3 separate regions of the Homo sapiens genome follow, and regions 1 and 3 are each linked to region 2. A link is a loop called in an ENCODE intact Hi-C map of the cell type or tissue named here. Cell type or tissue: A673. All regions are shown on one strand.

What was found. A loop is a pair of places that touch in the nucleus more often than their neighbours do. Peaks named below come from ENCODE experiments on the same cell type or tissue, not always from the same donor. Only the 100,000 strongest peaks of a DNase experiment are listed, where the experiment ranks them.
Region 1: it touches region 2 in a loop (3-fold over the local background); 5 of 110 quality-filtered maps call a loop at or near these places.
Region 3: it touches region 2 in a loop (3-fold over the local background); 11 of 110 quality-filtered maps call a loop at or near these places.

What each region holds. Positions count from the first base shown.
Region 1 is chr6:91,272,657-91,280,656 of GRCh38, forward strand. No RefSeq gene overlaps it. Among named protein-coding and RNA genes, the nearest start is that of MIR4643, 250 kb to the right of the region's middle. In A673, CTCF peaks have their summits at 2,455 and 3,862 (motif pointing right); DNase peaks (open chromatin) are centred at 1,235 and 3,875; H3K27ac peaks cover 806 bases.
Region 2 is chr6:91,078,326-91,086,325 of GRCh38, forward strand. No RefSeq gene overlaps it. Among named protein-coding and RNA genes, the nearest start is that of MIR4643, 440 kb to the right of the region's middle. In A673, CTCF peaks have their summits at 1,819 and 3,354 (motif pointing right); DNase peaks (open chromatin) are centred at 3,356, 4,036 and 5,136; H3K27ac peaks cover 3,039 bases.
Region 3 is chr6:90,936,511-90,944,510 of GRCh38, forward strand. The region is part of intron 3 of LOC107986623 (a long non-coding RNA gene); the gene reads left to right. Among named protein-coding and RNA genes, the nearest start is that of MAP3K7, 350 kb to the left of the region's middle. In A673, a CTCF peak has its summit at 4,519 (motif pointing right); a DNase peak (open chromatin) is centred at 4,541.

The sequences.
Region 1 (8,000 bases), 190 kb after region 2:
TCTTTCCCTTCCTTCCTTCTTTTCTTACCTTTTATTAAGCACCTAATAGGTTTCAGGAACTACATAAATGTAGGAGAAGAAGCAAAGGAAACTTGCAATGATCTTTGGCTTTTTCCAAGCTTAGTAGAGAAAATAAAAGCCACAAAAAACCCAATAGTTTCCTTTATCATTCTTTTGTTTATCTCAGCTAATCTTAGGCTTAACCCTTTCTGGTTTAGTTTTACGTCCTATTGTGTGATCCTCTTGTCCTAATACAAAATATATTTTATAAAAATATGTTTAGTACAGTTTTTTTATGCCACTTTGTGTTTTTGTTTTTATTAATATATTTTGTTTTAATTAAGGTTATTTGTTATTGTGGCCTTTAAGAAGAAAGATTATATTTATCTTTTTTTCTGGATTAGTAATTTAATAATGACTATTTAAAATATGAAGTAGAAGATATATTTTCCTCACTTTCATACTGTCTACTTTAGAAACCAGTTTTGTTTTGCAAAATGTATTCAGAAATAAGCTAAGTTCAGCAGTTCCCACATATTGTTTTATTCATCTTTTGAGAAACACAAATTTCAACCAAGTAGATAAAATTCTCTCTCTCTCCCTCCGTCCCTCCGCTTTGTCAGAATTAACCTTGGTCGTGGATTGGGTTTCCTGGAAACATAGTCAAAGGTGCACAATTGCATACCAAAGGTTTTATGGATAATACTCTCAGATATACTGTTACATAAAAGTGAGAGGCCGGGTGCAGTGGCTCAAGCCTGTAATCCCAGCACTTTGGAAGGCCGAGGCGGGCGGATCACGACGTCAGGAGATTGAGACCATCCTGGGTAACACGGTGAAACCCCGTCTCTACTAAAAATACAAAAAAAAAATTAGCCAGGTGTGGTGGCGGGAGCCTGTAGTCCCAGCTACTCGGGAGGCTGAGGCAGGAGAATGGCGTGAACCCGGGAGGCAGAGCTTGCAGTGAGCCGAGGTTGCGCCACTGCACTCCAGCCTGGGTGACAGGGCGAGACTCCATCTTAAAAAGAAAAAAAAAAGTGAGAAAGGTGGAACTGCCTCCCTCCATATTTGGATTGCAACTGAGACTGTAGATTGCAAAAAAACAATCTACAGGAAACTCTGGTGCTTACGTGACCTTAAAAGTTATCATGAATTAGGCGAAGGAGCCAGGCGTTTGTATCTCATCATCCAACAGTAATAGGCTACCAGCTGTCCCAGGGGAGGGCTCAAACTCTGGAGGAGGAAGTTTCCTGGCTGCTAAGAGCAACTCTCAGCCAGGGCCCAGCTGTGAGCTAGCAGGGGATCTTCGCAGAAGTGAGGAAATGAGTGCAAAGGCCCTGAAGAAGGAACATGGGTGGAGCACGACCATATTTACTTCAGCCTTCAAGTAGATCTCCTAAGAGTTTAACTGACACAAAAATTAATATCTGAATTGAAACAAAAACTAGTTTTGGTGTTCCAATGGTTTCAGCATTTGCTGACTCGTTAGACAAATCTTTCCTAAATGCAAAAATTTTATATGGACTTTCCAACTTGTCAAAATGTATTCCTTTAAATCTCAGGGTTTCAGAAACAATTTTTTCTTGCTTTTTAAAAATACATAGTGTCTTTTGACCATGAAGAATAGTCTACATTTCCGTTACTACTGGTGTTGCTTTTATATCTGCTACTTAAAAAAAAACAAAACAAACAAACAAAAAAAACTATTTTCTTTTTCCATATAAATGAGTATCAGCCAGTTTCTTCTTATAGAGGAAAACGTGTTTAACAAGTAAAGACGAATGACTAAATTTATGTCACTATTAGTCAGTTAGCATGAAGGAGGAAGGGAGACCAACTAAAGCCTTGGGCTGAAAGTCAGAAGATGAGCTTAACTCCATCGCTTGTTAGTTGAAATATTTGGTGTAGGATACTTAACAATTCAGGGTACCCTTCCCTAATTTTGAAGTGGGGAAATGTTTATCTTTTCTCCTTGTTTCACGTGGTTATTCTAAAGTTCAAATGACATAATATATAATACTCTAAACATTAAAAATCACTATATACATGCTATGTGCTATTTAATTTTTCAAGCTAAAGGATAAGGAACAAATATCAACAAAACTGCAAATTGGAGACCTTTTCCTTAGTGAATCTCATTGGCCACAATTGGATCACATGGCCATAGCCTAGTAATGTAAAAGGCTGGGAAGTGAGTTTCTAGCCCTTTTGGTGGAAGATGAGCCTTGCCAGGTAAAAGAAAGGGAAGAGGAGATAGGAGGCAGTGGCCGCTGGGTAGGCAACCTGCTGGGTCTGCCTCATGAGGTAAAAGTAGGTGTCAGGGGGCATAGAATAGGCACTAGCATCACACCTGCAAGGATGTTTCCCCTTAGGAGGTAGTGATCACTAGCTGGGGAAGGGCAGGGTGGAAAATGTGAGGGCGGCCTCCAGAGGAGGCCTGGAAGCTGAGCAAGCATGAGCAGGATGAGAATAGAGAAAGATATCTAATATGGCCAGTGCAATGATGGGGGTGTGGGCCCAACCCAAATCAGCTTCCTAGGGCCTGTTGAGGAGTTTTGACATTAAGAGAAATGGAAATCCACTGGAAGGATTCAAGCAGGGGATGGGGGTAGGGGGCCATAACTGGATTATGGTTCCTCTCCAGGGAGCAGTGTTTATCATTGTAATTTATTGGTTTGTTTTTGCAATTAGGAGAAAGGATGGGAGAAAGGTTGGGAAACTAAGTGGTTATAACAGATCAGATTCAACCAATGATAGGCCGCAAGCCAAATCCAGCCCTCTGCCTGCCTTTGTATGGCCCCAAGATAAGAATAGTTTTTATAATTTTAAATTTGAAAGACAATCCAAAGAAGAGGAATATTTTGTGACATTTGAAAATTATATGACATTCAAATTGCAGTGTTCATGAATAAAGTTTTGTTGGCACACAACCATGCTCATTCATTTGTGTATCATCTATGACAACTTTCACGCCACAGGCAGAGCTGAATGGTTGCAGCGGGGCCCTTTTGGTCTGCAAAGCATCAAATATTTACTATTTGGCCTTTTACAGAAAATATTTGATATCAGTGATGAATTTTCCAGGTATCACTAAGTTTAACAACATAAGAACTCCTCGATAAAGGGTGGAAGCACTTATCCCTGTACTTACAAGATCTGCTTTTAGGATGAATAGTACAGTTATTTATGTAGATACTGAGTGAGGTAAGTAAAATGTACTGTATCTGTTGTTACACTCTGGTGGGAGAGGTAGACATCCAGCAACTCTTTACACAGAATATATATATTTAAAAGTGTCATAATAGAAGGAGAGGTTACTGTGATTTAACATAATTTCCTTTCTAGTCAAGGGGAGAGCCTCTTTGAGGATGTCACATTTAAGTTAAAGAATGGCCTATGAAAGGTCTAGGCAAAACTTTCAGACAGAGGGAAGAGCAAGTGCAGGCAGGGCTGAACTGGGCACGGGGTGTGTTCAAGGAGCTTAAAGAAGGTGATATGGCTAAAGCATGGTGAATGACTGAGACTAGGCAAGGGCTGGGCTGGGCAACAATTTGTAGATCAAATGTTAAAGATGTTGAGAATACAGTGGGAAGCCTTGGAAGGGTTTTGAAAGAGTAACATGACTGGATGTACTTTTCAAAAGAACACTCTGATCTCCTTCTAAAGAGTAGACAGATACGGCAATAGCTGGAGGGGCTGTGGGGACACGGAGGACAGAAATGATGGAGTAAGTTTTGACTATTGAAGGGGAATATGTGGTAGAGAGAGGGAGGTTGAGAGCTCAGGAAATAGGCAACACCTAGTGGAGTGAACTCTAAGAGGAAAGGGCTTCCTAGACATTAGAGGTGAGATGGTTCATCTTTGCCACTAGAGGGAAGAAGGGGGAAGGATCTCAGAAGTACATTTTAACTCTAAAGCCCATCCCCTTTTCTGAATTCAGTGCTACCTAAGAAACTTCCTTCAGCTTTTTTTCTAATTAAATCAAGGTCTGAGGAGGTCAGCAAGCAGCCCATTATTTTTTCACTAATATTAGTTTTATTGTATGGTGTCTTAATCATGCTACATGTTATTTCTCTCCCCCTCTTTACTCTTTCTTCTCTGTTAGACTCTGTTTCCTGCTTCAGGCATTTGGAACAATCCATACATGCAGTGGAGATCTCTGCAAATATCCTCAACCATGTTATAATTCTTCTATCCTTTCTATTCTCCTTTCATCCTCTTTTTCTTACTTCCTCTATGGGACTTCTCATATTTTGCCTTCTCACTTTCTTTGTCCTCATCTCCCCCATGATTATAGGTGCTGCACCCTTTTTTCCTAATCTGCTAACAGCTCTAGCTATGAGGTACCAGAGGAATAACAAATACATGTTACATAGGTAGATAGATATCACAGACAAAAATTTGTTTAATTCAGAATGAAATTTTACTAACTTCCATTTTAATAATTTAAAAAATATTTTAGGTTTTCTATCTCTCCTATCTATTCTCCTACCAAGAAATGCAAAGAATTCTAAGATTTCTAATTCCCATTTTAATAATGTAGCAATAAATTGTTTTTTTATTGTATGTTTCTATTATTCTTGTTTTACATCTACGATTAACCATGATATAACATCTCACTATCATAGAAAGGAAGTTAGCATTATGCTGATTTTAAGTTATGGAGAGAAGTTTTCCAAACGTACTAAATTAGCCAAATGGTATTCCTTTTTCAAGTGATGACAGTTAGAGTTAAGGTTAATTTCCTATTAGGATTATTCTATTATCCCTTGTTTGTCTCTAAAATTTCCACTAAGAACACTTACTTCCCCTTACATAAGGAACACCTGGGGTTAATGGAGAGCTGTGGTTAGAATTCTACAAAGGACCCAGGTGAATTAGGCAAGCTAAGGTTTGCTTTGTAGCCAAAGTCAGAGGGAAAGAGGGAGGTGTTACCAGGTGTAGTAAAGTTTCTGTCACCTTCAGAGACTAGTTTATTGGCTGTTGAGTTCCTTCTCTATTCCTATCTTTTTGCTTCCGAGTTTGGTTTTGTAATGACTGTGTTTCTTTCATAGGTCTTGTTTCCTTTACCTACCTCTTCTGAGGTTCTAATTCTAGTTGCATCCCCATTCTGACAATCTCATTTTGACTGCTGTCCATCAGCTCTGGACTTCCAGATCTTAGAATGGGTGCTGGCATAGTATTACCCTGTCATAGTGACCTCTGCCCTAGAACGTCCACAGAAACTTGGTATATAAATACGATATGCAGGCGCCACATCAGTACCTGAGATGCTGGTAGCTGAAGAGTACAATTGTAGTCCTATTTACATTAATACTCCAATTCTAATGGCTTCCGTCTCCTACATCATTGACTCTAGTATCTCCAGCCTTTTATGGTGTCTACTTTCTATGTACCTTTGATATTCCACTGATGCTAACATATGCTTATGAATCCATCATTATCACTTGCCACTGAGGCTGAGTCCTCCAATCTCATCAGTTGCACAGAGGAACAAATCCAAGAGGCAAATCATTTCTGTTGCTGTTGCTGCTACCATCACTCTGCCTGAGCTGGAGTCCAGTTAATTGGCAACAGAGCTGGAGCTAAGTGGCTATAGCCCTTGCCATTACTCTTACAATGTTAGAAGAAAAATGTCCTTCTTGCATAATGCTCAATGAGGGAAATGCATGAGAGAGTTCCATTTCAAAGCTGTCTGAGTTCCAGAATGTTATGGCATTTAGTAACACAACTCTTCCATTTATATAATTACCAATACACATTTTCAGCATTGATGAATCTAGACAAGTTTTAGTATTAGCTCTGTGATGGCCTTTTGTTGTGTTAACTTGGCTAGACTGAACTACAGTCCCTAAAATTCTATATCTACTATGTTTCTAGGTAGTGTGGGCTATAACTTAGGAAGCGGCGATGACCATTTTATGACTCACACCTCTCTTCTCCCTGTTACTCAGTCAAACACTAATCTAGGTGCTGCTGTGAAGGAATTCTGTCAATGTGATTATAGTCACATGTCAGTTACTTCAGGTGAATCAAAAGGGATACTATCATTGTTGGGCCTGACTTACTTAATTCTAGGGCTTTAAAGAGGGCTTAAGCCTTCTCTGAGCTCAGGGACTCAACACAGCAGCTGGACATGCAGTTACTCTCTCTTTCTCCTGGATCTTCCTTCCTGACTGGTGCCTATGGACAACACACTGCAGCTTGTGTTTGTGGGGTTCTGGCCTGCTTGCAATCCTTCTTCCCTGACTGATCACCTTACAGACTTTGAATTTGAATAGCTGGCCCCCCAAATTGCTCATTGTCTGTATAAATTCATTTGAATCCTACTTATTCAGCTTCTCTAGTTGAGCTGTGACTGATGCAAGCTGCTGCAAACCGCCTCTCTCCTTCTTCTCTTCCATCTTTGGTCCTGCTACTGAATGTGGCTCCCAAGAAGGAAATGCTTTCCTTATGTTGAATACTTTCACAGAAGCTGCCATCTCCCCTCCTCCACACTCTTCCCCAGACTTTGTCTCCACTTGGGCCACCTCAGTCTGTAAATCATCTAAGTCCTGGTGGTAAACATTGTTTGAATACATTCTCAAAACGCACCTCGATCCAGCATAAATAGAGATATGATGGGAGAGATGTTGTCCAACACCACCAGTAAGGAATATTATTTTGGTTGGAATTTCACAAAGATTTGAAAATTCAGGCATCACTGGGAAATTTCTTTTTCTGTGTGATTTAATCATGAAGCAATTTGAGGAGATGACCTTTTTCCATAGATGTGGTATCCAAATGCATAATAAGTGTTAATGCAGAAGATGCATTAGTAGCTACTTTTGAAGAAACCAAGACGTCTTGTAGAATAGCCAGAAAGTTAGATGTGTTTTTCATGTGACCAAATGGCATTTAAAGAAAATGGAGGTAAACAGAATTTTTTTCCAAGTGAAAATAGCTAACTTTTGTTGTTTTCCTGAGTGCCACAGATTCCCAATCAAATTGATTTACAAGTCATTACTGTTAACTAAATATGTGCCATGGCCCAGACCATCAAGGTGTATTAAAGTTACTCACTTGTTTTCTTGTAACTCTGGCTTTATCAAAATGAATCTCATGCCCTATTTAATTAATATCCTCATTACCAACCTTAGAAGTGAACAGCTAAACTCACTAGGGAATGGTAATGGTAATATGTCCTGAGAGAGATTCATTTGGCCCAGCTGTCCGTTTTATTCTAAGTGCTAAATGCGTTAATATACATAGACTATCATTTACATAGCAAGTGGCTATGCAAGATGAATTATTTATTGTGTGACAACTACCTAATACTCAGTGTACTATCTAATGCAAAGCCATTTTTTATTTGACCTGTATGTGAGTTTGCATTATAGAATTCATTACCTTTACATATAAGTCACATTGAAGTTATGTGTGCAGCTATCTCTCATAGAAGCTGCAGGTTACCTCTGCTTTGATTTAATTGCCGCTCTCCTTGTATGGCAAAGAAGCCTGCTTTTGGAATGCAAGAATTTCAGGGACCCCAGCCAGGCGGCATGTGAAAAGCCTCTCCTTTGATGCGGAGAGTAAGGTGAGACAGAAAGACAAGCCCAAATTTAATTAAAATGTTATGAGAGCTAGAAACCAGCACATGAGACAAAGTAAAGGGGAGCAGGGTTTGTGCCTCCTGAAGTGTGTATGCTGCCAGGGATCACCAAGGTAATAAAATTCAAGCTGCTTTCCCCAGGCAGTGGTGACCCCATCCTCTACAGAGAGCCGCATGTTTACGTTCAGAGAGAACTGGGAGGAAGTCTTCTTGAATAAGAAATTGCCTCATTTCCAATTTATTCTTTAGTCTCTGGAATGTAATTTAATTCATCTTTGCAGTTTTCACGTGGCTTTTCAGACTATTCATCTCTGCATTATCTTTGCAACCTCTAATAATGTGGTTCTTCAGGGAGGCTGGTGCCTCTGAACATAATAGTGCTAAGACTAGTTCCCTGACAGGGCAGATA
Region 2 (8,000 bases):
AGTGATGGGGTCCAACCTAGGTCTAGGGTAAGGGCAGGAGTCCTTGAGGAAGTGACATTTGAGCTGGGCATTAATTCCAGGCAGAGGGAACACCTGCATGAAGGCCTTGAGGCAGGAAGTAGCATGGCACCTGAGAGGGTCTGAAAAAGGACCAGAGCAGCAGGCATGGAGATTGATATGACATGAGCTGGGGAGACCAGGAGGAAATGTGGGCTCAGGTAGGGCCTTCAGGTCAACTTTAGAGTTTGATGTTTATTCCTAAGTGCAATGGGCTGCTAATATTCATTGAAGTGTGTTTATCTCCATACACATAATAAATACTATAAATATAAATAATATATATTTATATTATAAAATAATATATAATTTATAGTATTTATATAAATTTGTATATTATTTCTAGAAATAACATATACACAAATATATGTTACATATATTATATATTTGTATATAAATATTATTTCTAGAAATAATATATAAATAATAATAGTGTTTATTATGTGGATAATAATAGAGGAAAAAAGCTGAGGTTTCAGCATCTCTTTTTCCCCTAGAATTTAGATTGGAGTTTTCCAGATGATCTATGGTAGGAGTCAGCATCCTTTCAAAGCAGGATGCGAAGCTGCCACTGCCTCCTATCCTGATTTACAGGATAAGGTCCAACTCTTATAATGAGCAAGATGGGAGCCATTAGTTGTCCAAGATGTCAGAGATCAACTTCTGCACCTTTTGGCAGGGGACTCCCTGCTACCTATTGCCTGGGGACTGTAGTTTCCCTCTCCTCCCCTGTCTCATCTTAAGTTATATGGAACAAAGATTACTTTCAGACTGACTTTGCTCTTTTATTTTTGATGGGTTTGGAGGATCAGTCAGCCAAAGCCTAAATAAAAGAAGTCCCCAATGCATAAACTTTCATTTCTAAAGCTTTTATATCAGAAGGTGGAGTGACCCTTGGATTTATCCCTTCGATTATCAAATAGGCTTGCTTTCCCTGGTGCCTGTATCTGTGCTCCAGGCATCATCATTTCTCCTAGAAGTGAGATGATAAATGGTGGTTCTGTTCCTGGGCAAGCCTACAATTGTATTAAATGGCCTCTGAGCCTGGAGAAAAGGGGACCATGCAGCTCAGAAGGGAGGAAATGAGGAGTAGAATCTCCTTCCCTCTCTCCTGGGTGTAATTTTGAAATTAGAGTGATAAAAGAAAATCCTGTTTGAGTGGGAGCAGGGAGAGCTGCAAGGATAAGCATAAACTCTATTAATGAAAGGTGGTCCCCAGTATAGGGCTTCCAAGTGAGCTGGTGGCCTCCTGAGCTGGGCATGGAAAGGCCGTGAGGAGCACTGCCTTTAGATACCATAGGGAAGATGAAAAATGTTGGAACCTGTTTATATTGACTCATATGTACTCCCAGGAAGCGCTACAGTTAGGCTGGCACTGCAGCTGCTCTTCGACACTGTTCAGAGTCCCCTTGTGAAACATGGAGGACTGGGTGACAGCTCTTTGTCTCCTGGCTTCCCAGAACCGATAGCATGCAGTGACCGGGGCCTCTTTCTCTCTCCCATCTCCTCTCTCTTTCACCTGTTTTTGCAAAGTTGTGTAGTAGAAGCAGCCTTTACCATTTTAGGAGCAAGCAGCCTGTGCAGTGGAAAATACAGCAAAAATCACCATGTGCAGCTCCAGCAGCAGCCCCAGCCCTACTCAGTGAAACAGCCGGGCAGAGGTGGCAGCTGTGGGTGTGCTGGGAAGTCATGGGAAAATCCAGAGCAGAGCCAACGCAGGGCCACTGAGTGCTGCTGCAGGGGGCAGGAGAACCCCACTAACGATCCTCAGTCCTTAGAGTCAGGGAATAAAGCCAGGCATCTGAGCAGATATGAGCAATCCCAGAGATAAGAATCTAAGCTCCTTGGGAGCAGAGGCTGTGTCTTGTGTCTCCTTGAATTCCCAGAGTCTATGTTGGCCACACAGCAGAATGCATCCTTCATTGCTGGAAGGAAGAATCAGACACAGGAGATGGGAGGGAGCCACCAGAACTGTGGAGAGGTTGGAGGGCAGAACACTCAGACTTAGAGGCATGTGTTGAGGAGGAGATAGACTAAGAGACTGTTCTGTCCTGTCTATGAAGCCCTGAAAGGGATGGAGCTAGCCACTGAGAAACAACTACGTGGAATTATACTGGAAAATTACAATTAATATTTCACTTTTCTCAAAAATATTTTATTTTGAAAGACCTGAATATCTTAAATGCTGGTTACCAGAGTTACCATGTTGATGTGAAATGGCCTGTTTTGGCACATCATTTTAAGGTGTGCACTGGGAGGGCAGGGTTGGTGATAAGCACACCATCCACCCTAGGCCAGGGTTTCCCATCGCATATCCCGCTGAACACCAGTCTTACTGGGTGCTCTACCAAAAAAAGAAAGAAAGGATCCTTGGCCAAATAATTTAGGGAATAGAGTGGACCAGATGTTTCTTTTGGAGAGCCTTCATTTAAATAGCATATGAGGGTCTGGACTTCAGTGAACAGACTTTATTTCATTCAATGCAACGCCTCCTGAGCTTCAATGAACATAGAAGCCCATTGACATATAGCAAATATTTCCTACATGTTGGGCAATGTTGCTGCTGTGGCTAGTTAAAGCAGATTTCAGTTATATCTGTTTAGGGCCATTGCAGAATCACAGGAAGTTGAAATTTTCCTTAGACCATTCTGAATGACCCCTGGAGCATAGTCCTGGGGCAATGGCTTCATTTCATCATGGATCTGGATCCAGAGTCAGATAAAGCCAGTAAAAGAAAAACCTGTCAGCTGTTTACCTGTCACTAAATAAACAAAGGCAAATTGCTTTACTTTCTTGAGCTCCATTTTTCCCACCTGCCCTCTTGTACTTCTTTTCTCAGAAGGGTGTGTAGAGAATGAAAGGTATATCTTATCCCATGAAGCCTAACTGGGATTTGTTGTAGTTAAGCAGAATTAACATTTCTTATTTGCAAGCATAATCTTCTTTGCTATTCCTACCAGCAGGACTCAGAGAAGTCAGATTGTATTGTCTGCATTTACAGAGGTAGAAAGCAGTGCATAGAGAGATTGAGGGGATAACAGAGTTCCTAGCTGGGTGTGTCCTTCTTGTGATACTCTAAAATGGGCTGTTGCACATACAGCTCACAAAATAGGGTCTTGACCAAGAGGAATACAGCTGAGCTCACTTCTAACAAAGTCTCTGCTTGTAGCTGGGGTTGCTAGCTTTGTAGTGATTTGTCAGGACTAGGTTCTGTTTTCATTACTGTGCTCTTGCACAAACAGAAGGCGATTTGAAATAAATGGGGACATTTATCCACTAGGTGGAGCTACATCCTTTGTTCTCTGATGGATGCTTTTCCCAACACTAAAATGTATTTGGTTTGGGTGGGAACTCAGCAAAGAGTATACATCGTTTTTTTCTCTCACCTTGTTGTGGGAGCTACAGTACTTTGAATGAAGAATGAATGGAGAATGGGCATGTTTTCATGCTGGGAATAAGAGATACGATGTGTTAGAATGTCCTGTGAAATGTAGCAGATAGCTGAGCGAAATCAGACTGCCTCACTTTGAATTAGGTCCCACGACTTGCTAAATGCATGGAAAATGGAAAGTTATTTAACCCACCCGTTATTTCACTTCTTATCTATTTTTTTATTTGTTAAATAGTTGCATTATAAGGTTTCTTGATGGAGTAAATGAAATCTGTGTGGAGAACTTAACCAATAATCTGGAACATTGTAATTCCTCAGTGTGTTAGTAATTGGTATTATCTGTGGTTTAAGTTTTCATGTGATTCAATGCCTAGTAAAAAACAACTTGATATTTTCATATGAAAATGTGAAATTCAACAGGATTTGTATTTCCGGGCTGCCTTGATTCTTTTGTTACCATTTGGGTTCCCGCATGCCCTCAACCTTCTTAATCCCTGCACGGCCTTCCTCTTCCCTAAAGCAGTGTTCTTCAGACTAATGTGTGCATCCAATCACTAGGAGGACTTGTTAAAACTCAGATTGCTGGGCTCCACCCCCAGGGCTTATGATTCTGTGGGGCTGTGGTGGGACTTGAGAATAGACATTTCTAAAGAATGCCCAGGCGATGCTGATGCTGCTTGCATACCTGCTCTGCCTGCCTGTGGGTGGGCCTCATGTGGGCACAGTGGGCTGTGACTGGGAGGCAGGGCTGCGTAGGCTTCTTTGTAGTTAGCTGCTCCAGGCCAGGCTGGCTCCCTTTCCTGGCTGGCCTTGGTGTCTAAAATGCCTTCCTCTAGAGATGTGTTTATATGAAAAAACAGATAAAGTCATTGTGAGGCTTGCAACTCCTCTTTATCATTTCTTCTTACCAACCCTGTCCCTCCCCTTACAGTTTTGATCTGACTCACACTGAAAACACACTAGGCTTCCCAGTGAATAGCTTAGAGGCCAAAGGCTATGCAAGAAATAGTAGGCAATTCGTCCACATTAAAAAAATGATCTTCAGCACAGTATATGACACATGGTAAACGTTCAACTATATTTGCTGAATGAATAAATGTGCTATGGAAGCTACATGTGGGCTAATGATAGGAGACCTCACCAGCTAGAAAGCTTTCCATTTACCAGCTGTGTGACAATGGCAAAATTATTTTATGAACAAAACACAGCTTACAATGATTAGGTATTACTGTGATTTACAGCTACATATTGATTAATACTGCTTCAATTCTTTTAGGTTGAACCATGTAAAATCGCCTCTATCTGACCATTTTTGATTTACAAAAATGACAGCTTTATATGGTTCAGCCTGATAAAACTTCTGTACTTTAAATTAGGCACATGCTTAACTAAACTCTTTTTCCGATATGCTTTCAATTCCGGGGAAGTGGATTCCTTCTTCTCTTTTTCTCGCTGCACATCTAAATGTTGTGGGAATATTTTAAAAAATAAGCCTGATGTTGGCTCTGTAAAAATTCAGTTTTATTCCCAGTCCAAGACGATCCTTCATCACTATTTTCTCATTGGAAGAATGATTCCCCTTCATTTGGAAGCAACTGGCAGATGTTCCCTGCTGAGCTGGCTCTCGGTTTTGGTGGAATGCTGCGGTGTTGAAATGCCACATGTACAATTGACTTTTCTTACTCTTCCCACTCCCCGTTCTGGAAATTGCTTCCACTTCCACCCCCACCCCATTCATAGGGTACATTAATCTGTGTTTTAATCTTCTGCACAACCACCCATGCCCTCTTCCCATGTCTCTCCCTCTCCCCCACCCTCTCTCATTTAATTACAACTAACTTGAGCATCAGCAAGTGAGAGCAGCTTGCCACACGACTCTTAAGTTATTGCTTTAGTTATGCAAGAATCAATGTAAAGGTTTTAAACCCATCTGCTGTTGAGTCTTAGAACTTTTGGTGCCATGAAGTCAGTAAGATACAGTACTCTTCCAGTCCATAGTCATTCAATAAATACTTTTTGTGCACGGATTATATTAAGAAGCTCTGGCCACTTGTCCTTCATTGGAATATTTGTTAAATCATTTTAACAACTGACAGCATTTTTTTTTTTTTTAATATGGAAGGTAGAAAAAAACATGAGAATCCTGGTTACCAAAGGCTGTGGTAGGCGCACTGTCAGGAGGCACGGGGCTCAGAAGAAGGCCCCAGACAGGTACAAAGTGGACAAATTTCACCTATTGCACAACTTTGCCTCATTTGGTTATATATAACTACAATTGCTGAAGGAAGAATTAGGTATATAAACTTGGTATTTTAAACCAAATGCACGCTCTACAAATCTCTCTACAGAGTGAGCAGATAGAGTATTCATTCTGGAGTCCTGGGGTTCACTGCTCAATCACAGTGTGGCTTTGGGCAAGTTACTTTGTTTCTTGGTGCCTCAGTTTCCTCATCTGTAAAATGGAGATAACAGTAATAACTTCACAGAGTTGTTGTGGGGATAAAATGAGTGAAAGTGTCTAAAGTGCTTAGAACAGTGTCTGGCAAATAAAACTATGTAAATATGAGCTATTTTTAGTTTCAGAGAATATCTCAGAAAATGCTAAATAATAAAAATATGTAAATAATCAAGAACTGCATTCTCCTGCAGGAGCTTTTGTAACCTTGAACTTTTAAAGGTCTTCTGCATTTTTTTTTCCAGGAACATGCAGTTTTAAATGGTTTTAAGATCATTATTTATTTTAAAAATCATTCAGTGCACTAATCCGGTGGGTTTATTATCAATATATCCTTTTTTTTTCCTCCCTTGATATTTAAGCTAAAACTTCTCTCTTCTTAATTCCAGTCTATTTTTCCTCATTATCATGCTTTCACTATGCTGGTGACTTTTTTTCTTTCTTCATGTTTACCTCGTCCTGATATTTACAGAAGTACAAGAGAGAATTTGTGAACTTGGACAAACTCTTCTGGAGAGAACACTCCAGGGATCTTTTACAGACATCACAGTTCTCTTGGTTACATGAGGCAGCATGAACACAGTGCCATGGGTGCCTTTGGAAATTTATCATGAATAAAAACAGAGAAAACCCAAAAGCCACCCATTCCTGAATTAGGAAGAACAGAATTCTAGGCTGACTTTTGAATTTCCTCAAGGACTTTAAATTCCGAGGTCTAGTGATGAAACAATTCACACAGTCTTCAGCATTTGTGTTGTCATGTTTGGAATTGTGGGGGGTTGACTACAGTCATAGTTCGCCAGGATTTCACAGCAGGATCGTGGGGTCTCAGCGACCCTACCCTCATGTAGATTATTTGTGCATGTTGGAAATATATTTAGTGCTTTGATATTTTATGATTATTTTATTTACTTACTGTAACTGTCATGTTTGGGAAAAAACATATTATACTTAAAAGGTTTATTTATGTTTTTCTTGTATTTTACGCCATGCTTCAACTCTGAAGTCTTTTAAACCTCAAAAGTATATCCAGACTTCAATACTAAGTTTTATGAGACAAATTATTTTTTTGTCTGCTGATTTTTCATAGTTTTTCCATGTATGATATTTACTTATTGGAATATTTATTTCAAGATGTCATATTCAGGGTCTAGTTAGGGTAATTTTAAGCATCCGGTAAGAAGTTATGTGTTGGTTACTTTTCTTAAAAACAAAAATTACCTGTCTCATTTTAGATACCTTCCATAGAGGAGAAAAAAGTAGCACCAATTTTATTCTGTTACAAAATTTCTCACTTTAGTAATATGGATACTGGAGAAATGCAGAATCTGAGACACTATGCAAGAGTTGTACAACTAGATGCAAAAGCTACATGTTGACGTATTCAAGCGAAAGGTCAGAATAAGCAAAGGAATGGAATTCTTTGGTGATTCAGTTTTTATTCTAGGTTTTATCCTTAATATGCATCTGAGGTGGTGAAGATATGACATCAAGATACTACAATTTGAAAGTATAAGTCCTCATTTTCTGCCCTATCTTATTTTTAAGTTGTGTGTGAGCATAGAGGTAGGTGAATAAAAAATTAGTGCAAAGAGGGCACAACTAAATATCATCTTGGTCCAGCCAAAATCCCTAAGTCAAAATTTACCAGACTCTCTGCTCTTGACCTTGAAGCCTTGTAATCTACTAGACTATTTAAAGAGAGAGTAAGAAGGGCACTGTGGGCCAGGCGCGGTGGCTCACGCCTGTAATCCCAGCACTTTGGGAGGCCGAGGCGGGCGGATCACGAGGTCAGGAGATCGAGATCATCCTGGCTAACACAGTGAAACCCCGTCTCTACTAAAAATACAAAAAAATTAGCTGGGTGTGGTGGTGGGCGCCTATAGTCCCAGCTACTGGGGAAGCTGAGGCAGGAGAATGGTGTGAATCTAGGAGGCGGAGCTTGCAGTGAGCAGAGATCGCGCCACTGCACTCCAGCCTGGGCGACAGAGCGAGACTCCATCTGAAAAAAAAAAGAAGGGCACTGTGATGAAACAAGGGGCTGGTGTTGATAGTGGTGATGGTGGTGGGGTAACGGGCCCAGGGCCTAAGGATATG
Region 3 (8,000 bases), 140 kb before region 2:
CAGACTGGGGAAGCAGGAAACAGAAGCCACAGGGTGAATTCCAAAGGGGAAGATGGGAAATGAGACTATGGGTCACTGTAAGCATTCAAGGTAGAATACAAATATGAGTTTTAAACCCGCTTTAGAGAAACTCATTTTAGTGGGAGTCAGGATCAAAGGAGGCTGAAGCTTTGCAATGTGGTTTCCAAAGGCAAGGCACCGGGGCAGAATAACTGAGTAGAAACTTACCATTAAAACCTAGCCCACTGCTTATCATCCTTTCTGTGTTCTTGGCACACTTTGGGATATTAGAAATTTTAGTGGTGTACTTGAAGGAATTCAAAAGCTCAAAACAAAACTAAGCAATTCAGCAATAATTTCAACCCAATCACCGCTATGGTGTGACTATAATGGCACCGTGTTCATAATAGCACCCCAGGGATTGGGAGCTAGACGGGCCTGCCGTGAAGGGTAGACAGATGGAGCTCTGGGTACTGGCTCAGTGACACTAGGCCCCTTACTTAATGACTCTCGTCATCAGATTCTGCATCTATAAAATGAGGAAGAAGAGTGGACCCCTTCAGAGGGGTGAGATGGAGAGGTCACTGCCCCTGGCCCTTGTGAGTGCTCATCCTGACGCTGGCCTCTTGGACCCCCACTCCCACCTGTCACTGTCCCCTCTTCACTGCCCTGAGAACACTCCCGCAGTGCTCCAGAGGCCAAGTTCTTGCCTGGCCAGTCAATATGAAATCGTTCTTGGGCAAAGGTGCACTGTCTTTTACCTTACTCACAGCAAGCTGTAGTTTTGCTCTTACTAAATCACAAGACCCACTCAGCAAAAAATTCTTTCTGACATCCGTGGTAATAAAAGTATATGCACTTGAGTAGCAAGGACCAATTTCATACACTGAACAAAATTTGGGAGCATAACTGAAAGGATTCACAGCATACCAGGGGTCCCTGAGCTGGCTGTTCGAGAATGATATTTGCAGGAAAAAGACGAAAGCTTAGTTTTCTCCCTAAATGAAGGCTTCCCTTCTACCCTAAATAGTGGGCTGATAAATGACTTAATTGTTCTGTCTTCAAGCTGGCTGCTGCCAGGCATTGTAGAGTCTATCTCGTTTTTCCCTTCTTGAAAGCAACCCTTTGAGGCAGGTGATGTTACTGTTTTTCAAAGTCATTTTATAGGCAAGAAAACTAAGGATTAGAACCATTAAGTGACTTCAAATCCAAGTCTTTATGATATCAAAGCTTCTGCTCTAACTGGGTGGTTCTCAATCGTTAGTGAACATCAGAATCACCTGGAGGAACTTGTTAACACCAACTGTTGGGCTCCATCTCCAAAATTTCCCTTTCAGTAGGTCTGACTTGGGGGTCTGAGAATTTGCATTTCTGTTTCCCTGAATGCTAAAGTTTCTGGTACTGGGACTACAGTTGAGAAACATTACTATGTATGTCCTGAAACCCTTGTTGATTCCCTCCAGAAACCAAAAGAAAATGCACATGTATATTCCTAAAATGAAAACATAACACTTTTATGGGAAATCAGAAAAAAAATCTTCATCAGAAAAACTTTGATAACCCTAGTCCTAAATTAGATAGTCACAATACACGCTATATAAAATGACTTCTTCAGCTTCAGAAGGTTTTTTTGTGGTGAGCTTTGTATTTCCCATGATGCCTAAGGCATATAACTTTGGTACTGCTTTGCCTAACTTTATGATTTATTGTTGTCATTTGGAATAAAATACTTCTATGCTTAGTACAACAAAGCAAGAAATGCCTGCCTAGAAATGGTTGTGGTTTTTCAGTGGTAACACCATTGGTATGATGTTTATTTGTTTGTTTCTGAGGTTTTGAAAATTGCTTTAGAAAGCCTGGGGGCAGAAAGCTTCACTTAATTAAAATATTTTAAATCAAACCACAGGAACTTCAGTTCATAGAGCCTCAGGGTACAGCCAGCAATTGTAAGAAACTCAAATGGAATAGGGTGGATAAATATAATAATATGGGGTATAACTTTCTGTTATTATTTCTGTTAACTGCGTTAAAGTAATTAGGCAACAGAAATAGTAAACTGAAAATCTTTAGTTAACTATTGGAATTCTGAGGCTATTTATAAATTGCTACACAACTGGTTTAGTGTTTCCCAGAGTGGCCTTGTAGTATTGGGAATAATGTTCCCAGGATGCTCAGTGAAGACAGGATTCCCTTTGAAGATAACTTTGGGAAATATCACACCACTCTCTCAGAAATAGACATTGCCCACTTGCTTAGGAAAGGCTCTTAGAAGTCCTGCATAAAGCAACCCACTTGACTTTGTCTAAACCATCATTTCTGTTTTTCAAGACGTTTTGATCACACAGCTTCTGATTCCCCTCTCACCCCAAGTAAGACCATTTTATAACCTATGGAACGGAAAAAGAAACTCCAGATAACACATATGTTTATTTTTCAACCAATTATATGTATATATTGTGAAGCCTTCCTCCCCTCACCCCCTGCCCCTGATTTCCTACTCCTTCCCAAGCGTTGACTATTTCTCTTTGCTGAAATAAGAACTTGAACATATACTACTTGCACACATTTGATGGCTGAAACAAGGCGCCAGGGATACTTGGGTTGCTTTCTGAGTTTATCAGTAGGTAGGATTCAGTAAAACCATGGAAGTTTGTTCTAAATGAAGAAAACATCAGTCAGAATTGTGTAGAGTCCAAAAATAAATTTAATTTCATTACTTCCAATGGATAACTTTATTTCTAGAATGCTGCCTAGGAAAGAACCTTGGGCAAGCCTATTCTATTACTAGAAAGGGATCATTTATAATTACAATAGCATTTGTTTGTCTGCTGAATGTACCTAAATTGCCTGAAAACTACTTACTTGCTCAATCAGTTAAACATTTTTCTCTTTGGAAATATTAATTTGCTTAGCAAATTCACTTTTCCTAGGTACAGGGAAGTAATCTTCAGCCACTTTTCCCCTAGCTAGAGGAAAGGTAAACTTTAACCTAACCATTTTTCTAATTATCACACGTTTTGAATTAATGGGGTCCAAATTAATTAAGGTTTTATTATAGTTTCATCCTTAGGAGACAAGGTTTCATTTCCCTCTTTTGAGATATTTTCCATCTGAATCAAAAGAAGATTAACCTCACTACTCTCATTGCTTGAAGCCAATGGGTTTCAACTTCTTTTTTCCCTCCTCAATGTACCTGAGGGTTACGGAACACTCCCTCTGTAAGGAAAAGATGAGGTGTGTGGGGGGCTATAATTAGGAAAATCTCCCCAGGTGATTCTGATAAGCTCCCTGCCCCTTCTTAAGAATCCTGGCATTAAGGCTTTGATTAAAAACTTGTAACCCTCAGGCAAGAGTGGAATTGGGGCGGGAAGGGCAGTGGAGGCCCTGACAGGACTCCAGCTAAGCAAGTTGGCAGGGGGTTTTGTCACAACTGGTCAGCTAAGGCATGAAGAAGCACAAAGATAACAGGTCAGCCAACAAGCATAAGGCAGAAGATTGCCATAAGCATTTTTAGCATGATTAGCTGTCTCCACCGTATGTACTGAACACTAGCTGCTGATAACCCAGGAGCAGCTGGGAGGAAGGAGGCTGAAGACCTCAGAACAAAACCTGCCTTTGGGGCAAGCAGGGACAGAGACTGACATTTAATCTGCTTGATGCTGGATCTGTGAATGAGATGGAAAAGTAAACTGCATCCAAGTACTTTCCCACTTTCTCCAATCTAGTCCACAGTAACCTGAGGTCTGTGATACAGAAACATCCTGCTAGATATGGGTTCATAAATGATATAGATGTGTACAAACCTTAGAAGAGGCTAAAATGTGATGTTTAGAAGAATTTATCTGTATAATAGAATATTAAGAGAGTCATCAATTAATATTAGGAGACTCACCATAGTCCTTGTTTTCAGTTCCTCTTATAATCTATCTCTTGAGGGTTTAGACAGAACAGCTGGTAATGATAAACAAACACTCAAAACATTTCTTTTGACTTCCAAGCAAAATATTAAATGAGTAAGGTATATATTTCCTTTGATATTGATGTACTGAATCTTACAGGCTATTAACTAAAGCCCTTTGGGAAATACTTTACCTAATGCTGTTATAGTTTTGTCTGTTCTTATTGTTTTATTCTGTTTAAATAAACTTGGATGTTTGTTTAATTATATCTATATTAATTATATCTATATTAAGTTCCTCCTAACTAGTTGTCCACATTTGATACCGTTGTAGCTATCTTCTAATACACTAACTTGAGGGTAGATCTGTTTAAAGGTGAAGACTGCTATAAAAGAGAATCTTCTCTTTTGTCTTGAGAATATCTGAATGCTTAATAGCTGTTATGTTCCCTTGTCACACTGAATTGAGTTTGGGCAACCAGGATTGGGCTAGTTGCAGCTCTATGAACACGAGCAAATCATTTTAGCTCTTTGGGTTTCAGTTTCCTTATCTGTTGAATATGGTTTCTTCCTGAGGCTGCTGTACGTGATTTTATAGGTCAGTGATACTGAATTAAGTTTCAGGTTTTGGACACTAGATGGTGATGTTGTGTTGCAATTTGAAGAAGTCTTCCTCATCTTAGCCAAGGTCGACACTCAGGCTTCATATTTGCTCAGCTTTTAATAAATACGGTGTATGATTAATGAAACTCTATCCATGAAACATACGTAATTGATCATGGAAATAACACAAATGGAAGAAGAAACCAAAAATAACTCTAGCTCCTTTTTTCATCCTACTTATATGTTAGGCAATTTATAAATCTATTGAGGCTTTAATGGCAGGCCTAGGCTCCTGATGCCCACTTCCTGTTTCTCACTTCTCTCATTCATCCTTTTGGATTCCTAAAACTACTCACCTCAGAAGTGCTTATGAGACTTTAGGCTGCCTGTTGAGATATCAGAAATATACAAATGAATGCAATTTTTGTTCAGAAAAACCTCCCTATAAGTACATTTCCTCATCCTAAGTCAAACAGCCTGAGAACAGTTCTCTCAGAAGCCTCTTCATGGATGATTTCCTGCTTGTTTACAAATCAGCAGTAGAAGGAGAATGAGTTTACTAAAGTGGTGGCTGCCTTTCTCACTCTTCCTGGGAGTGAATTCTTTTGAGCTCAAAACACAGAAGGACATAAGAGTTCCTAGAACTCCCTTTTTTTGGGTCCTCTGTTTCCTGACTCTGAGTCTGCAGATTTTCCTGATGGTTTTAGGCTGGATGATGGCAATCACATAGCCACTCTACTATGGTTCTCTCATAGCTACTCACAGAGCCACTCTGCTGCAGGATAACTTGCTCATGAAAGGAAATGCCAGATTAAACCCCTTGCCACCCTGGACCTGGGTCCTCCAAACATGGAATAGGTATGTGGGGGAAGGAATGAGTTCATTTTGAGCAATTTAACACATATTTTAATGTAATTATACCCCATTAAAAAAAAGTAGCTTTTCCCCACAGTGGCATACTCCTTTACTGACATGAATGAGTAATTGGAAATGGGGAAGGCCTTTCACTGGCGATCCTGTGTGCTGTCTCAGCAAGATAGCTGTACCAGACGGGGCTGGGGCAGCGATATCACTCTGGTAGGTACCGCTCCCTCAGGCACGGTTGTCCTGATTTATGAAACTGGCAGTTGTCCTGGTTCTTATGATAGGTTGGGTCATCGTATTACATGACCTAACCCTGAATCTCAACCAGAGTGAGTAAATCTCTGCTATCTTTTGGCTAGATGACACAATCAATTGTCACTTTACTTTTCTTTGACTTACATACTCGAACACATAGAACTATAATTCACTTGAGGCTTACAAAAAGAAAAATGGTTTTAAATTTGAAATGTTTCACTCCCAGCAGAAAAAGCTGAAGGAAAATTAACTTGACTCTCATAGTCCAGTAATTTAAGGCTAAGAGAAAAAAGGTCCCTTTATACAGTCCAGAAACATCTACCTTATGGAACATTTTAATTCCTTGGTCTAAGGAACCTAAGGCAGAGATAGGCTCCCGGAGGACCTGAGACTCAGAATTTACAAATTAAATTCTTTCCCATTCATTCAGCAATAGAAGAAATACAACTAAAGAATGCAAAGAAACAAAAAACTTTGAGACAAATGCAAAGGGAACTTGGAGTTAATTTTATATAGCCAGAAGAATGGATTCATAGGGGTAGCACAAAGACCATTTTTTAATGAATTGAGCCTGTACTTGAGTGATAGCAAGGAGATAAATATAATGTGGAACTTGGCATGAATGAATAGAAATCCTCACAGCTACTAAAGCCATGTCTCTTTTAGCTTCATTGTGTAGTTACAACAGAGCAGTTTAAAAGACCAGAATAAATGTGACCTGAACATTTGTCTGTCTTAGGTTTTATGAGTACAATTTGAACTAAACTGTGCCAAATCAGTAAAGAAAACTATGAAAATAAATACGTAATAGTCTAGCATCGTATTTAAAATGTAATATAGCTCACTAACCAAATAGACCCCAGATTTAAAATACATTTCAAATATTATTTAGGGTATTTTGGGATCATTTTTTTTCCCAGGTACAGCAGATAATGGCAAATTCAGTAGGACTTGGTAAGAGAATTTCATCAGAAGCAATAAACAGGCAGAGTGAAAACTGATTATATTCTGATTTATGTAGTTCATTCATGTTCTGAGCTGTTTGTTCTGGCAAATGTACATTCCCTGATTCAAAAATTTCTATAAAGGTGATTTGGTTCAAAAAAAAGGTTTTATGTCTAGGGACCATACAGATTTTAATCATCTTCTTTGTGCTCTGTTCTGTGTCTTCTTTGTGAGGCTTTTCTACCCTTCAGCACTATTGTTTCTCAAGGATGATTTTTATCAAGAAAAACACGCAGAGAGTAGAAGAAGATTTAAATCTTAGTAGAGGTTTATTTTAGTTTATTATTATTTTTTAGTTTAAGCTGGCTTGGTGAAATTAAAAACAACAACAACAACAACTCTTCCCAAAGCAAATGTAGTATTTGAGAATAACATAGGAATGGGTCCCTAACACATGAGCAATTATTATGGTGAGGAGTGAGATTCTGTTCACTCACTGCAAGAAGGGGATGCTTTCATAATGTCTCTATGTGGTGGAGGAGAGGGCTGGAGTGAAAGCTGGGATCAGGTGTCACGGGGACATCAGTCACTCCTTCAGCAAATAGGATTCTGAGTTGTTGCTGCTCAATCTAGGGCTCAATACAGCAGTGAATAAGTGAACCACTTAGGGGAAGCCAAACACTGAATGACTGATTATGTGAAGAATGAATGTTGTGGTGATATGTAGCATACTTTATTTTATTTTTAACTTTTTCAGTTTTTGTAGAGATGGGGTCTCACTTTGTTGCCCAGGCTGGTCTCAAACTCCTGGGCTCAAACAATCTTCCCACCTCAGCCTCCCAAAATGCTGGGATTACAGTGTGAACCACTGTGCCTGACCAGTGTAGCATACTTTAGAATACACACAATAGGAGAAAGAATAGGACAGAGTTAGCCCAGTGAGGAGCCAGATGGGCAGGAGATAAGTGTTTTTGGCTAAGGAAACAAAGCCTGTGGAGACAGAAACCAAGAGGAAGAGTGGCATGTGATTGGGCTGGTGAGGCCAGTGCAGTACTTACAGTCCATATTGAAAATGTTGGTCTCTAGTCTAAGAATAATGGGAAACCTTAGAAGTGTTTCACAAGACCATTGCTCTAGCCACTGACCTATGGAGTCACTTAAAAGTATTTTAAATAGAGGGGTGTCGTCATCAGTTTTGCCTCTATAATAATATTCTGATTATACTGTTTTATAGTCAAACATGAAATTTTTCTGCTATTTCTAAATTCCAGGAGGAAAGTCTCATTATAATTCTTATATAATGGCACAAATTCATTCAAGTTGGGAACTGACTTTATTACCTAATCTGGAGAAGGCCGTTAGTCTTTTACATGGCGATAGAAATTTGTATTATGGTAACTAACATTGTAAAAAGATAGTCAATTTATAAAGAACT